Regions from separate parts of the Homo sapiens genome. Here region 1 is linked to region 2. The links are chromatin contacts, found by Hi-C or POLR2A ChIA-PET in ENCODE. All regions are on one chromosome and are shown on one strand. Each heading gives the region's core, a stretch centred on a gene start or an enhancer-like site at or near the end of the contact. The rest is flanking DNA. Distances are from core to core; before and after follow the strand shown. Region 1 overlaps ST3GAL2 (ST3 beta-galactoside alpha-2,3-sialyltransferase 2). Region 2 holds the start of NOB1 (NIN1 (RPN12) binding protein 1 homolog).

What was found. Hi-C counts contacts between places; a loop is a spot of excess contacts on that map. ChIA-PET counts read pairs that join two places held with the same protein, here RNA polymerase II (POLR2A). Pooled maps may share reads with other maps.
Region 1: a loop to region 2 is called in a pooled map, with 5 times the contacts of the local background. The contact joins the enhancer-like site here to the promoter of NOB1 in region 2. A Hi-C loop is called at or near these places in 6 of 50 pooled maps. POLR2A ChIA-PET finds 5 or more read pairs at or near these places in 4 of 52 experiments (MCF 10A, PC-9, activated CD4-positive, alpha-beta T cell and 1 more).

Annotation. Positions count from the first base shown.
Region 1 is chr16:70,377,725-70,381,885 of GRCh38, forward strand. ST3GAL2 (ST3 beta-galactoside alpha-2,3-sialyltransferase 2) reads right to left here. Exons shown (of 7, transcript NM_006927.4): 7 at 1-4,138. The coding sequence ends at 3,965. Among named protein-coding and RNA genes, the nearest start is that of DDX19A, 33 kb to the left of the region's middle. RefSeq lists enhancers at 3,538-3,707, 3,738-3,797. Within about 2 kb of position 2,372, at least 39 of the 41 ENCODE cell types and tissues checked have a DNase peak (open chromatin) inside an H3K27ac peak, as active enhancers do; they include PC-9, where a contact is called at or near this core.
Region 2 is chr16:69,753,464-69,757,671 of GRCh38, forward strand. NOB1 (NIN1 (RPN12) binding protein 1 homolog) reads right to left here and starts at 1,463. Exons shown (of 9, transcript NM_014062.3): 1 at 1,385-1,463; 2 at 1,131-1,263. The coding sequence starts at 1,447. It also overlaps the pseudogene NONOP1. RefSeq lists enhancers at 509-1,132, 1,133-1,755.

The DNA of each region.
Region 1 (4,161 bases), core at 1,122-3,621, 630 kb after region 2:
AGGCAGGAGAATCGCTTGAACCCAGGAGGCACAGGTTGCAGTGAGCCGAGATCATGCCACTGCACTCCAGCCTGGTCAACAGAGCAAAACTCCATCTCAAAAATAAAAAAATATAAGCAACCAGGAGTGAAACACACCTGTGGAGGCAGGGAACTCAGGAAATCAAGGAAGAAAAAGGTGTCTAGTAAGTACAAGATGAAACATCACTTACCTAACTTCCCTTCCCACAACGTCACTAAAGCTATGGGAAAGGAATGAAAAAGGTATCAACTCACATGGGCAAATAAATGGAAACAATAACAGCAATAGACGGGAAATTTAACAAAATATTTGGAACACACCCAAAAAACTGGATGAAAAAGCTCCCATTTTAGCAATAAAGGGAAGTAGAATGATATTTATAGGAGTTTTAAAAATCTATTATGGGCTGGGTGTGGTCAAACATTGGGAGGCCAAAGGGGGTGGATGACCTGTGGTCAGGAGTTCGAGACCAGCCTGGCCAACATGGTGAAACCCCGTCTCTACTAAAAATACAAAAATTAGCTGGGTGTGGTGGCACACCCCTGTAATTCCAGCTACTCGGGAGGTTGAGGTGGGTGAACTTGGGAGGCGGAGGTTGCAGTGAGCCAAGATCGCGCCACTGCACTCCAGCCTGGGTGACAGAGCAAGACTCCATCTCAAAAAAAAAAAAAAAAAAAAGCCAGGCGCGGTGGCTCACGCCTGTAATCCCAGCACTTTGGGAGGCTGAGGCGGGGAGATCACGAGGTCAGGAGATGGAGACCATCCTGGCTAACAGTGAAACCCCGTCTCTACTAAAAATACAAAAAAACTGCCGGGCATCGTGGCGGTCACCTGTAGTCTCAGCTACTCGGGAGACTGAGGCAGGAGAATGGCGTGAACCCGGGAGGCGGAGCTTGCAATGAGCCGAGATCCCACCACTGCACTCCAGCCTGGGCGAGAGTGAGAATCAGTCTCAAAAAAAAAAAATCGGCCAGGCACACTGGCTCACGCCTGTAATCCCAGCACTTTGGGAGGCCGAGGCGGGCAGATCACCTGAGGTCTGGAGTTCAAGACTAGCCTGACCAACATGGAGAAAACCCGTCTCTACTAAAAATATAAAATTATCCGGGAGTGGTGGTGCATGCCTGTAATCCCAGCTACTCCCTACTCTCCTGAGGCAGAAGAATCGCTTGAACCCAGGAGGTGGAGGTTGGGATGAGCCGACATCGGGCCATTGCACTCCAGCCTGGGTAACAGAACAAGACTCTGTCTCAATAAATAAATAAATTAAATAAATAAAAATGCGGGTTGCCTGTGGCATGGTGGAAATTGGGCTGTGGAGGCAGGGCTGTGCCAGAGGGGAAAACCTGACTTAGATGCACTTCCCTGAGAGGTGGGGACAGCCCAGCCTGTGGCCACCCAAATGTATCGGAGCCTGATGGATACCTGGAGACATCATGTTGACAGAGGCCAAAGTGGTTACAGGACAGCCACTGCGAGGAGCTGCTACCAGGAATCCTCTCCAATGAACTCCTCTCCTGGAGGAAACTCAAGAGGCGACAACGAGCTGATTTTTAACCAAAATGCTTGTACCCGCTCAGATTTCAGTGTCTTGGAGCGCAGAGTCCAGGAATGAGGTGCCTCCTGTATAGGTGGGGGAGGGTATCTGGGAGTCATCTCGCCCCTCCCATATCCCCCAACGTTCTCAGCCATTATCAGTCACAGCTATCCTACCAGACCCGCCTTCTTCCATCATGCCCATTTCAGAACAATGAAGGACTAGACAGTTTTTTGTTCCTTTTAATTCAGAAAGGGAAGGAAATAAAAAAGTGTGTTTAAATTACTATTGCAGAAAATCTGGCTGGATGCTGGGACCTACCTCTTCCAGGATGGGGATTCATGATTTAATTTTTTTGAGACAGGGTCTTGCTCTGTCGCCCAGGCTGGAGTGCAGTGGCACAATCTCGGCTCACTGCAACCTTCGCCTCCTCGGTTCAAGGGATTCTCCTGCCTCAGCCTTCCAAGTAGCTGGGATTACAGGTGCGCACCACTGCGCCTGGCTAATTTTTGTATTTTTTTTTTTTTTTGGTAGAGACGAGGTTTCACCATATTGGCCAGGCTGGTCTCGAACTCCTGACCTTAAGTATTAAGTAATCCGCCCGCCTTGGCCTCCCAAAGTGCTGGGATGACAGGTGTGAGCCACCGTACCTGGCGGGATTCATGATTTAAAGCAAAAGAAAAAAAAGAAATAAATTATTCTGCTCAATACTGTTTGGCATAATTGCATTGCTTTTCATCAACACTCAAAACAGCCTCTTCAGGAAGCACTGAGATGGGAGTGGCAAGACTGGCTGAGGCCTAGCTCTCTAAAACGGTGGGGGAGGGGGGAGCGCCCTGAGAGAGGCATTCTACTAACCCCACCCCAATCACCCCTATTTTTACTCTTTCTACTTTCGGAATTGGAAAGAACGACACTCGAGCTAGGTTCCAATATATTAACTTTCAGGGGCCCACTGCCCATCCCAACCCTCCCCTAACAAAGTCCCCTGCCGGTCCCTGTTCCCTCAGCCAGCTGCAGGAACCTACCAACGGCCAGGAAGCTGCCTGGTGGTGTCAACTAAGAAAAGGGGGAGCATCTGCGCCGTCACTGTTGGGGAGGGGGCTCTATTAGTGGTTTGAGAGCTTCACAGAAGCCTTCCCCCTCCTAAACCTCCCCAGCTTCGAAGGGGGAGAATTCCACCAGCAGCCCCGTCAGGGACCTAAGCTGGGTTCAGCCATGCAAGCAGCTTCCAGGTGGAACCCCGGCCGCGAGCTTCCCAGCCCTTCTAGAGCGGGAGATGGAGAGCAGGGTGGAGGCAGGCGGCTTGCGGCGCGCAAGTCTCCTCTTCCCCGGCCGGCTCCCGGCTGCGAGCTCTGCCAGCTCAGAATTTGCAAAGAATCTGCGGTTTGGCCACCCACGGCAGCTTCAGCTTAACCAAAGAATGAGCCCCAGGCAAAGTTACCCCCAGGCAAGAGGCGATGGGTGGAGGAGGAGGTACATGCAGCGGGCAGCCGGGCCCATAGCCAGCCTCCTTCCGCCGTGCAGCCCCCTCCCCAGGGGCCAGAGCCGGCCGAAGACTGGGGGTAGGGACGGAGTCGGGGGACGGGATTTTTTTCCAGAGCAACAGGTAGGCTGGTGAGGAGGCCTCCGGCCCAGGGAGAGGCGCTGAGAAGGCTGCGGGTGAACGGGAGGGTCGAGGGCACACGTGAGTGACAGCACCTTGCACTGAAGGGGACAGGGCTTCCTCGAGCTCTGCCCTGTCCCCTCCACCTGTCCGGAGTTCGGCCCGGGAGCACCCCACCCCGCAGAGGGCGCCACTCCCGGCTTCCTGGAGACGCAGGAAGCCCTGGGGGCGCAGCCATCCCACAGCGCGGCCGAGGTGGGACTGGGGGTCCCGCAGCGACCGCTTTTCTTTGGTGGGTCTGCACGCACCTATCCGGGCAGGCGGGGAAAGGGGCCGGGCGGCCACCTATCTCCTGAGGCCCGCAAAGACCGCCCGCTCTCCTCCAGGTCTGGCCAGCTACTAAGACGATCCTCCGCCCGAGGCTGACGGAAGTGCTTCGCCGAGGCCCGCGCCATGCTCTCCTCCTCAGAAAGCGTGAAAGAAAACCCTAACCCAAAGCATGAGGGAGTGGGGATTGAGCGGCCGCTGGCCCGCCCCCGAAGGCCATTGATTGGAGGAGACTGGACACAGCGCCGGAAGTTTTCCTTGAGTCACATGATTGGCTGGGAGAAACAGAAGCTCCGCCCGACCGCAGCGCAGATTGGTGCCAGGCCCGGCCGGTCCCCCAGTCTCGTGATTGGCGGGGCACAGCAGACGCCCCTGGGCTGCAGCATGATTGGTCGCGGGTTGCTGGTCCTGGGTCCCGGGCCGGAGCCCCGGTGCCCGATAGATGGGCCGGAAGGGTCGCGGCGAGGCCCGGCTCAGTTGCCCCGGTAGACTTCGATCTTGCTGGCCTTGGCCAGCATGTCGATGATGTGGGCCTCGAAGTCCGCGTCGTGCACGCCAGTCTTCCGGAACTCGCCCGCGTACCGGTTGTTCTCCCAGTAGTGGTGCCAGTTGCCCCGGCTGTCGGCCCCGAACCCGTACACGTTCACCTGCGGGGAAGCGCAGCGGAGCG
Region 2 (4,208 bases), core at 213-2,712:
AAACAGACATTAGCAGCAACGAAAATTTACTGTGCACTTACTGTGTACTAGGCACTGCATTAAAAGCTTTATGTGTTAATGCATTTCATCCTTTGCCATTCTTCAAAAGTACTATTAGTATTTCCTCGGAAAGATTTAGTAAGTTGGCAAAGATCACAGAGCTACTAAGTTGGTGGAGAAAATCGTAGAAATCACAAACAGAGGAGGTAACATCATCTCCACTATCAGCCTCTAACCTCTAAAACACTTCCAACCACTGAGGGGCCTTTCCTGGGTATCACCTTGATTCCCAACAAGAGAACAACGCTGACTCCTAAGCCAAGAGACAATTCTTTAATTTTCTTTATTTCTTATTTTTTTTGAGACAGAGTCTCGCTCTGTCGCCCAGGCTGGAGTGCAGTGGTACGATCTCGGCTCACTGCAACCTCCACCTCCAGGTTCAAGCAATTCTCCTGCCTCAGCCTCCCAAGTAGCTGGGATTACAGGAGCACACCACCACGCCCAGCTAATTTTGTATTTTTAGTAGAGGCAGGGTTTCACCATGTTGGTCAGGCTGGTCTCAAACTCCTGACCTCAGGTGATGCGCCCGCCTCGGTCTCCCAGTGCTGGGATTACAGGCCGTAAGCCACCGCGCCCAGCTTAATTTTCTTTCACATTTAATACAATGCAAAGCATTCCCTTTTTAAAGCTCTGCCAGGTGCAGATCTTTGTATCCAGTCATCAGCCCAATCTACTGAAAAGAAATGGACGAGAGTAATAGCAAGAGATCCAAACTCTTATTTTAAATCCAAATAAATTTATTGCTTGTCTGCAAAGTGCTTGACACTGAGCTGACTGCCATATTCCTCAGTTCATGCTCACAGCAACCTTGGAGACAGATACAATTATTATTCCCATTTTGCGGATGAGGTAAACGAGGCCCAAATTTGAATGCTATGCCCGAGAGCATACAGCTAGTTACTGGAGGACTCCAGACCCAGGAAGCCTCTCTCCTACCACAATCTCCTAGAAAGTGCTGGCTCTAAATCTACTGCTCTGATAAGGCAGCTAGACCCCAACTCGCACCCAACTGGGTGCCATCTGCGCCCTGGACCCCAGCTTCCCGTCAACGCTAGGGCAGAGGCACTCACCCAGCCGCACGTATTCCGGTAAGGGCTCCTTGAACCGCAGCTCGTAGGGCAGGACAGCGAGCCGCCTGCGTGTGGCCTTGTCCCGAATCTCAGTGACCACCTCCCGGATGGTGTAAATGTTCTTCCCGATGTCCTGCGGACAGAACGCCCCAGCTCAGACCCACCCGCACCAAGCAACGCTCCGCGCGACTCCACGCACTCCGGGAGGGGCGGCCAGCCCAGATCTCTCTCGTCCCGGAGGGAGCTCCCCGTACCTGCAGAGCCGCATGCCGCAGGAAAGCCCCAGCATCCGCCACAACGTGCTCCACTGGAGCCATGTTGGCTGCGTGAGAGGGGAGCGCGCATGCGCACGGAGCTTGCGCCGGCTCCTATGTCCAAGTCTGGGCCTCTGGGAACCAGGAAGAGCAGCCGCGACTTAGCTGCGCCTCCTGGCGGCCGCGCCAGCACCTCCCTGCTCTACTCGCGCGCATGCGCAGCGACGCCGCCCGCATAGCCAGAGAAGTGTGGGCGGGGTCAAACCTTGGGGGACACCTGGGAAATCGGCTTCAGCATCTAGACCTTAGTGCCTTCTTCACCTTTGAAGATAAAACCTGCCAGGTGTAGTGGTGCGCGCCTAGAGTCCCAGCTATTAAGGAGGCTGAGGCGAAAGGATTGCCTGAGCCCTGGAATGTGAAACCAGCCTGGGCAACATAGAGAGACCCCCATCTCTTCAATAAATAAATAAATTTAAAACCTGTATATATTCTTATGGTTAAAAGTCAATCAATACAGATTACCTAATTTCGTTATCACAGCACCCCTATGAGATAGGTACTGTTTTTTTTTAAAGGCTTAAAATGTATTTTAATAGGTCGATGCTGCATTACTGCTCCAGTTCTCAGAAAAACTCCAAATATATCAGAGACAAATCAAATACAATACACCAATGGAAAAAAAAGGCACAGCATGACTACCTAAGATAGGCGAGTCTAAGAGCTACTGTCAGACCTTCAGTATACAGTAACCCTGTTCCCAAGATTGTACTAGGCCTATCAAGAAAAGCTGTGAACAGCAGTATCATAGACACAAAAGGGTCATTCCTGGGTGTCCTCACCCAAGAAAAAGATGGAGGCAAGTTAACACAAGATTTTTTTTTAAAGATATACTAAAATGAAAATCTCTAAGAGAAAATGTCTTCTTTAGGACATGAAGGGGTAATATATGGGATATAATAGAACCGTATGTACGTTGCCTGTGACCTTTGTGGACGTTTACCTGAATTCTCACCTGGGAGTGAATGGAGCAATGCGGCTAAGGTCATTGGGGGATGTTTGGTTTTTGTGGTGTATGTGGCAGTTTCTCTGGGACTGGGGGAGTGTAAGGATAAGAAAGCAAGTGAGGTTGGGCACGGTGGCTCACCCCTGTAATCCCAGCATTTTGGGAGGCTGAGGCAGGGGATCACGAGGTCAGGAGTTCAAGATCAGCCTGGACAAGCTTGAACCCGAGAGGCAGAGATTGCAGTGAGCCGAGATCGTGCCACTACACTCCAGCCTGGGCGACAGAGTAAGACTCCATCTCGGGGGCAGGGCAAGCAAATGAAACAAGATGGACAAAAAAAAAAAAAAAAAAAAACAACAAACAAACCAAAAAAACAGAATGATCAAGATTAATGGGCTCTAACTGGATCTACTTTGCCATGGTTTCCCCAGGCCCTCAACAATCACATTTGAGACTTCAGGAATGCACCACACAGAACTGATTAAATAATATACTACATAGAATTGACTTGTTTAATACCACCCCTCCCTTGTCCTCTGCCTCCAGCATACTCCCTAGAGTAGTACAGGCAGGGTAGATCTAACTATTGGAAGGAATCCCTAACACTTTTCCAGGGTAGAATTCTGGCTGGTCCAAAAAGGGTCCTTCTTTTAAGGGTTTTGAGAAACTAGACACTGCAACTTATTAGTATCGGCGACGTTTGTTTGGAGCAAATTCAGCTCCAGGAGCTGCATGGTTGAATGCAGGAGGAGTTTCACCAATTGCCCCAATTCCTTCCATTGTAGCAGCCTGACCAAAGCGTTCAGTTGTTGGTGGGGTCAATCCCAAAGTTCCATCCGGCATCATAGTGGCAGGTCCTGGAGGAGCTGGGGTACCAGCTGGCACAGGAGCAGGGGTCAAGGCACCTCTGCTGTTTATGCCCATAGCACCTCCCATAGCCATCTGACCCATCCAAATCTCCTGCTCTCTCACATCAGGGAAGGTTCCCTTGAATCCTTCCTGCTGTGGCTGCATCATTTCTTCTTGCTGCCGCCGCATCTCTTCTTCAGGGCGCCTGCGCTCTTCCTCCTGCCTGAGCTCCAGTTGCTTTCGTTTTTGCACCTCTTGGTTGTGCAGCTCTTCCATCCTCCGAAGTTCTTCTTGGCGCCTCATCAAATTCTGTCTCATTAGCATGACCTGGTGCTTATGGCGTGCAGCCTCCATCTCCATCTCTGGCTTCTCACGAGCCTCTTTGATGTTGCGGTCCACTTGGTCCTGCTGCTGCTTCTCCATCTCAATGAGTGCCTTCCAGCGCATGGCATATTCATACTCAAAGGAGCCAGGCTGTGCAAATCTGGGTGGTTGCTCTCGTTCCTTGTGAAATTGCTGGTTTTTTATAACCAGCTTCTCTGGAAGTCCCCCTTCATCATCTAACTGGTCCATGGGCTCCATAGTCACAGGACGAGGAAATGTGGTTAGCAGGAAGGAGCCTTCACTGCGTCTGTCCAGAGCTTTCCCAGCAGCTGGCTTCCCTGAGAACTCAACAATGCCTTTTCCTGAGGGCCTTCCTCGATCATCCACAATGACTACAGCCCTCTCTACCTGGCCAAACACAGAAAAGGCTTCTTCCAGCACTTCGTTGGACACATACTGAGGAAGGTTTCGAACTGTAAGGGATGCACTATGGCAGGAAAAGCGCACACGCAGCTGCTTTCCACAGAGTGGCATATTGTCCAGCTCCACTTTCGCAATCTCCGCTAGGGTTCGTGTTTCCAAGCGGATAAAGCCAAATCCTTAATCCTTATGAATGAAGACTTCGCCTGCCTTTCCATATTTCTCAAA